2 separate regions of the Homo sapiens genome follow, and region 2 is linked to region 1. The links are chromatin contacts, found by Hi-C in ENCODE. All regions are on one chromosome and are shown on one strand. Each heading gives the region's core, a stretch centred on a gene start or an enhancer-like site at or near the end of the contact. The rest is flanking DNA. Distances are from core to core; before and after follow the strand shown.

Region 1 (3,456 bases), core at 381-2,880:
CAAGTTTGAGGCTGCAGTGACTTCCCACTACACTCCAGCCTGGATAACAGAGCGAGACTCCATCTCTTTAAAAAAAAGTGTTAAAAGGAGGAAACTAAGCTTTGCTGATATCAGCTATGAGCCAGGCACTATGTTAGAAGGAATGGGCCTCTTTAAAAAGGGAAACGTGTTCTTAGTGCTGTTTTTTAAGGTGATATGTTGAGTTGAGTTGTGCCAAAGCAGGAAGTATTTTCCTTACCATCAAGCAAAGCCAATTACTTCATCCTCTTTGTTCTCAAGAATTTTGTTTCAGAAAAGCCTTTTGGTTCCTCAAGGTACTCAAGGGATCAACATTATGTTATAAAATAGCAATCTAGATGTTTCTGAAAGATAATTCATGAAATAAATATTTATTTTCCATCTGCTTTGTGCCAAGTTCTGCTTTAGCTGCTGAAAATCTTTCAACAATCAAGACAGAAGAAGTCTCTGTCCTGCTAGAGGCTACTGTCTAACAGTGAGAAACAAGTGACAGAGGAGTGAAAAAGCAAACCAAGATATTTCCCAGTGGTGATAAGTGTTATCAAGAGAAGCAGGTGGGGTCATGTTATAAAGTAACTGGGTGTGAGGGCAATGTAGCTTGGAAGTCAGGGATGCTTCTTTGTAGAGGTGACATTTAAACTGAGTTGTGACTGAAAAATAGGAACCAGCTATACAGAGAGTGTAAAGGCCCTACCGAGAGGATGAGCTTGGCAAGTTGGGGGAACAGAAAGAATGCTTGATGTCTGTGCAGTGACTGAGGAAAGTAGGCTAGATGAGAGCTCAGAGAACATGGGGAACCAGATGACAGGGGTTATGGGAGGAGCTGGATTTGACTCTTAAGGCAATGGGAAGCCACTGAGAAGTTTTAACCAGAGGCATGGCGTTATCTAATTTGTGTTCCTAACAGCTTCCATTGAGTACTGTGTGTGAACGAATCAAAGCGGAGCAAAGAAGAAAGCAGGAGGACCAGTTACAAAACCACTTCTTGGAGGGGAGGTATGGTCCAGGCAAATGAGGGTATTTGTGGCTTGGGACAGCAGAGTGAATAGAGAAAAACTTTTAATATATACAGTCACAATATAAGAATACTGCCTTGGTGAAAAGTAATCTTTCTCGTGTACCAGATACCAGACGAAGTCTCTGATTCTCGGTATTTCTTAACCATAAGCATTCTAAATCAACTTGCTTTTTCATCCATAAAAGGGCATGAGCTCCTTAAACACAGGGCTTTTGCTTTTCTTGTCAGTCTCACTAGTCTAGGAAGTGCTGTTCTATATTCAGCAGCTCGTGGGTGCTGAATAAATATTGATTAAACAAACCGAGTAATGAATCATGTGTGCTGCAAGTGTGGGTGCTTGGTAACGTGGAAACATACAAGTGAGCTGGATTCTCCAATCTGCAGGGCAGAAACTGGATGAAAGACATTTAGAGGTGGGGGTGGGAAGCTTGGAGCGGCCCCTCTCCTTCCATCCCTCAATGCCTTGGGATTGGGGTGGTCATTCTATGACCACTTCACATTGACTCCGTGGAGATTGACTCCACACACCCCAGAGGAGCCTCACCCACTGCTGAAGGGAGAGCTGATGAAATGACATGCTTGCTGACTGCATGGACACTTCCTGTTGGTGCGCCACGTCCCTAAAATGTGACATAGGCTGTGGGTGAAGCAGGTAACATCAGAGATTTACAGACACGCCTATATTCCACAAAGAGTGTGAGGATAAAAACCAAAAATGCATGCAGTTGTACTCTATGTCAGCCAACTTTTTCTGTAAAGCGTCAAAGAATAAATCTTTTCCGGCTGAATGTCTCTGTTGCTTCTACTGCAACTCTGTTGCAACCCTGCCTTTACATCATGAAAGCAGCCACTGACAAGAGGTCAAGGAATGGTGTCCGTGTTCAATAAAACTTTCTTTATGGGTATCAGAATTTGAATTTCAGATAATTTTAATGTGTTTTGAAATATCATCTTTTTTTCCCTAAGCTATTTTAACAACCATAAAAACCATTCTTAGCTCATGGGACATAAAAAATAGGCAGCAGGTCACCCATGGGCGACAGTTTGCCAAGCTGTACTCTGTAGAGCAGTTAAAATGAGGAACAATCTCCACTATTATTCAAAAATAGGCAATTTTATGTAGAGATAATATCTAACACTATCCTTTTGTTTGTCAGTTGCTTAATGCAAATTAAAATTTAGCCATTTGGAGGATGTGACATTTGCTGATAGTAAGGATTAGGTAGCATTGAAAATCTCTTGGGCAGAGATTAATTGGAAATGATTCTTTGGATCACACTCCCCACTTTGTCTAGGCCTTGTTTTGTGTTTTCCACACAGAGCCCAGATGAACTTTTAATATTTAGGAATCCACACTCAGTCATTTGTTTTCCTTCTTGAAACACTCCTGTGACTTGCCCTTGCCTATAGTTAGAATAAGATGCAAACGCCTTATCCTGTCCAGCCATACCAATCTCCAATCTTGGAGCTCTTCAGGGCCTTTGCACCAGCTACCCCTTTAGCCTGAAACATGCTTTCCCCAGCATGGCTGATCCTTCTTGAGAACTCAGAACTCAGCTTAAATGTCGCCTTCTTAGAGAGGCTTGTCCCTGGTCACCTAGACCAACACAGCTCTTACCCTACTCAGATTCTATCATCAGATTCTGCCTAGTTTTATTTTCCTCATAGAATTGGTCTTTATCTGAATTATCTGGTAAATTAATTGGTTTACCTTTTTGTTTGGAATAAGTAAATCTTTAATAAGTAAACCCACCAAAAGGTAAGCTCCCTTAGAACCCCAGGTGATTTCTGTCTAATCACTCCTGTCTCCATTCATCAAATAATGCCCAGTATTCAGTATTATACATCATGTATTTGCTGAATGAATAAAGGAAGGAAATGGTTTGGGGTGTGTTATAGAATAGTATGTTTGGAACTGTGCTGATCTTTTACCCCAGTTGGGAATGAGGGTGACGGTGTATGATGGGCCGGGATGGGGTGGGAGAGGGTAGGCTATGGCTTTGAGAAATGGGCAAGGACCACATCTCGAAGCAGGCATTGGGTCATGCCGAGGTGATTGCACTTCATTTTGAAGGCAGTGGGGGAGCCACAGAAGGGTTTTAAGCAGCCATGGAATAAAATAGTTCAGTGTATTTATTGGAATGTTCACACTGGAAAAACAAAGAGTTATTCTTGTATTGTCTGTTACGCTGCCAAGAATGATAAAGATCAAGGAGTAATCAGAGACACTCCTCAATTTAAATGAGCATGGGAAGATGCCAAAACTTTACAGCCCATCTACCTGCATCCTCCACTCTCTTTTTGAGCTGGGAGGCCTTGAAGTAGCATTTGACATATTTTTGAAGGACATAACTAGGAGAAAAGATGCTCCTGGATTCATGATTTTTGGTGGTGTTTGACATAAAGAGGCTGTTCAAGGC
Region 2 (3,456 bases), core at 314-2,813, 2.9 Mb after region 1:
TTCTGTTGATGTTGGATAGAGTAGTCCTTCGATGCCTGCTAAGTCTATTTGGCTTATAGTGTTGTTCAAGTCTTCTATTTTCTTGTGGATCTTCTGCCTAAATTTTATTAATTAGTGAAAATGTGGTACCAAAGCTGTCAACTTTTATTGTTAAATTTCCTATTCTGCTGGGCACGGTGGCTCATGCCTGTAATGAGGTCAGGAGTTCAGCCTGGGCAACATGGTGAAACCACGTCTCTACTAAAAATACAAAAATTCGCTGGGCGTGGTGGCACGTGCCTGTAGTCCCAGCTACTCAGGAGGCTGAGGCAGGCGAATCGCTTGAACCCAGGAGGCGGAGGTTGTAGTGAGCCGAGATGGTGCCACTGCACTCCAGCCTGGGCAACAAGAGCAAAATTCTGTCTCAAAAGAAATTATAATAATAAAATAAAATAAAATTTCCTATTCTTCCCTTCAATTCTGTCAGTTTTTGCTTTCTGTAGTTTGGGGTGCTACTGTTAGGTATATATATGGTTATAGGTTTTACATCTTCCCAATGGGTTAATTTTGTGTTACCATGAAAGTCCCTTTTTATTTCCGGTAACATTAAAAAAAAATCTATTTTGTCTGATATAGGCATCACCAACTCCAGTTCTCTTTTGTTTACTGTTTGGTATACCTTTCTTTTGATCCTTTTACTTTCAACCTATTTGGGTCTAGTGGAGAGTTCTTATACTGCCTTAGGTTAGGGATTCATATTACATTATCATCATTAGTACTGTTATTTGACATTTGCTGTGCTGACTAGCTACTGCTGATAGGTTTTCTTTCCTCAACAATTCTGAGGCTCTATATTGAGTTATATTAGTACATCATCATGGAGAGTTAAAGGTAGGTAAGGATTATTTTCTGAACTGCAATATTGATTAAAGCCATGTGAATGTATAAGATTCTTAGAAGAGTTGACATTAAATCAAGGTGAAGCTGAGGTTTGAGCCTTACTTAAAGGCTGATATTTTCCACTCTAACTGCGGACAGTACTGTAGCACTGTTATAGTACCTGCTCTGAATGTTAGTCTAGCAACTCAGGGTCTTCTTCATGACAGCTGAACCTCAACCATGTGATGGTAAATGTGTAGCAGAGTATGCCTGGCATCCCACCTGCTCCTCCTCCCCCTCCTCCTTGACTGGTTCTGGAAAGCAAATAGGGTGTAACAATAGGAGTTCTGGAATGTTCCTGTGTGGGGCTGACCTTTGTATCGCTGTTAATCCTCTATTTTCAGACACAAAAATGATTAAGTTAAAACTGGATGAAAGTCTTTTCTGGGTCACAGGGCTGAGCTGCTTTTGCTCTTTGCAAATACAAAGAATTTAACAGGATTCTCCCCTTCTCAACTTCCTGTCCCCCACCCTGACCTTCGCACCTTCCCAATATGAGGAAAAAGCAGGAAGTTTTCCTTGCGGGTTTTTTTTATGATGACATGATGGGGCCAGTTGATCAATGGGGAAAACCCCATGTGGCAACACGCCTTCTGTGTACATTCCCAATATTTGCTATAAATAGGGCCATCCCAGGCTGCTGTCAGAATATAACAGCACTCCCAAAGAACTGGGTACTCAACACTGAGCAGATCTGTTCTTTGAGCTAAAAACCATGTGCTGTACCAAGAGTTTGCTCCTGGCTGCTTTGATGTCAGTGCTGCTACTCCACCTCTGCGGCGAATCAGAAGGTAAGTGTCGCTCTTTCCGCTAGCACAGAAGAAAGACTATTTTCATTTTCCTTTTAGCCTTGAGCTCAACTGGGGGTCCCTAAGGGATGGAAAACTGTTAGGAAGTATACAAGAGGTAGTGATGGAAGTTGTCTGCCCATGGTGGAGTGGAGGAGAGAAGAGTTACTGCTGCGGATCAGGCTTTCCTCTCTGCTGTCAATCTCAGCAGATTTGGGGAGTGGTGGGCTCTTAGAGATCCCTAAACTTCAGGATAAAGCCAAAGTGATGTTTCTGGGAGTGATATAAAGTGTGTAATGTTACCAGTAGATGGGGCCATTTTGAAATGTAGAGAATCCTCCTGTGTCCCCAACTTTCGTACCTCCCAACTTAATAGTTTTGGTAAAGTTCAAAACTCATCCTTTAGAAGTAGATTATAATACCTGACATCAACATCCCCACAAGGCATGGGGGACATTGCTTGCCAACTTTAAAATAACATTAATCCCTTACCTTACAGCATGTTGTAATCTGACTCGGGAATGTCCAAGTATTGCTTTATTGCTCAATAGTCACACAACACTTTTAGCAACAGGTGCATTCCTAAAAATGCACATTGAATTTTTTTTTTTTTCTGAGGCAGGGTCTAACTTCATCACCCAGGCCAGAGTGCAGTGGCATGATTACAGCTCACTACAGCCTCAACCTCCTGGAGTCAAGTGAACCTCCAGTCTCAGCCTCTTGAATAACAGGGACCACGGCCGTGTGCCACTCACCTGGCTAATTTTTTTACATTTTTTTTTTTTTTGTAGAGACAGGGTTTCACTGTGTTGCCCAGGCTGGTCTCGAACTCCTGGAGGCAAGCAATCCTTCCTCCTTGGCCTCCCAAAGTGCTGGGATTACAGGCATGAGCCACCATGCCCAACCACATGTTGAACTTTTATGAACAAAATTAAACATTCCTATTAATTAATAGGACAATTTCAAAGTGTTTTCACTCCTATAAATCATATTTCCCTTTGTAGCTCTATTTCTCAATACTTAGTAGCCAGATAATAGATTAAAATCTGCCAATTTATTCATTTTCTGCTTTTGGAAGTTTATCTACATAAGGGTTCCTTCAAGCAGTAGGGAAGGGGCTGCTCATATTCTTGAATGATTATAGTGAACTGAAATGAAATATTGTCAATTTGTATTTCTTACTGAAGATATCCCACTTATGAGAAGTCCTGTGTTTCTCAATTCTATTATTGAACCAAAACTTCTCGGCACACAAACTGTTTTTTCAAAGAACTGTAAACTATGTTAGATTGGTTCTCAACGACCTTACAAAGGTTTCCAAGACATTGAAACTCCTCCTCTAAGTGGTTTATTCGTCATATACATGAGATTCACTAGATTTTTCACAACTTAAGGTAGTTTTATAATACCAATCACAGGATAAGTTTATTCATGTGGATCCAATACCTTTCACTTTTTTTTTTTTTTAGCAGCAAGCAACTTTGACTGCTGTCTTGGATACACAGACCGTATTCTTCATCCTAAATTTATTGTGGGCTTCACACGGCAGCTGGCCAATGAAGGCTGTGACATCAATGCTATCATGTAAGTTATTAATTGATTTTAATTCAGTTGTATCAGGAATACCTAGAAACTTCAGTTTTAAAAATGTTTGCCTTTTTAGAGTTTCATTCAGAAATTACTGATGTTTTGAACATAAGATCTTATTTTAAAGAGAAAGAAATGATGTGGCAAAGATAGCTTTGTCTTA

Evidence for each region. Hi-C counts contacts between places; a loop is a spot of excess contacts on that map. Pooled maps may share reads with other maps.
Region 2: a pooled map shows a loop between it and region 1 (8-fold over the local background). The contact joins the promoter of CCL20 here to the enhancer-like site in region 1. A Hi-C loop is called at or near these places in 4 of 50 pooled maps.

What each region holds. Positions count from the first base shown.
Region 1 is chr2:224,926,466-224,929,921 of GRCh38, forward strand. The region is part of intron 2 of DOCK10 (dedicator of cytokinesis 10); the gene reads right to left. Among named protein-coding and RNA genes, the nearest start is that of MIR4439, 82 kb to the right of the region's middle. Within about 2 kb of position 1,631, at least 14 of the 41 ENCODE cell types and tissues checked have a DNase peak (open chromatin) inside an H3K27ac peak, as active enhancers do.
Region 2 is chr2:227,812,279-227,815,734 of GRCh38, forward strand. CCL20 (C-C motif chemokine ligand 20) reads left to right here and starts at 1,564. Exons shown (of 4, transcript NM_004591.3): 1 at 1,564-1,709; 2 at 3,176-3,290. The coding sequence starts at 1,634.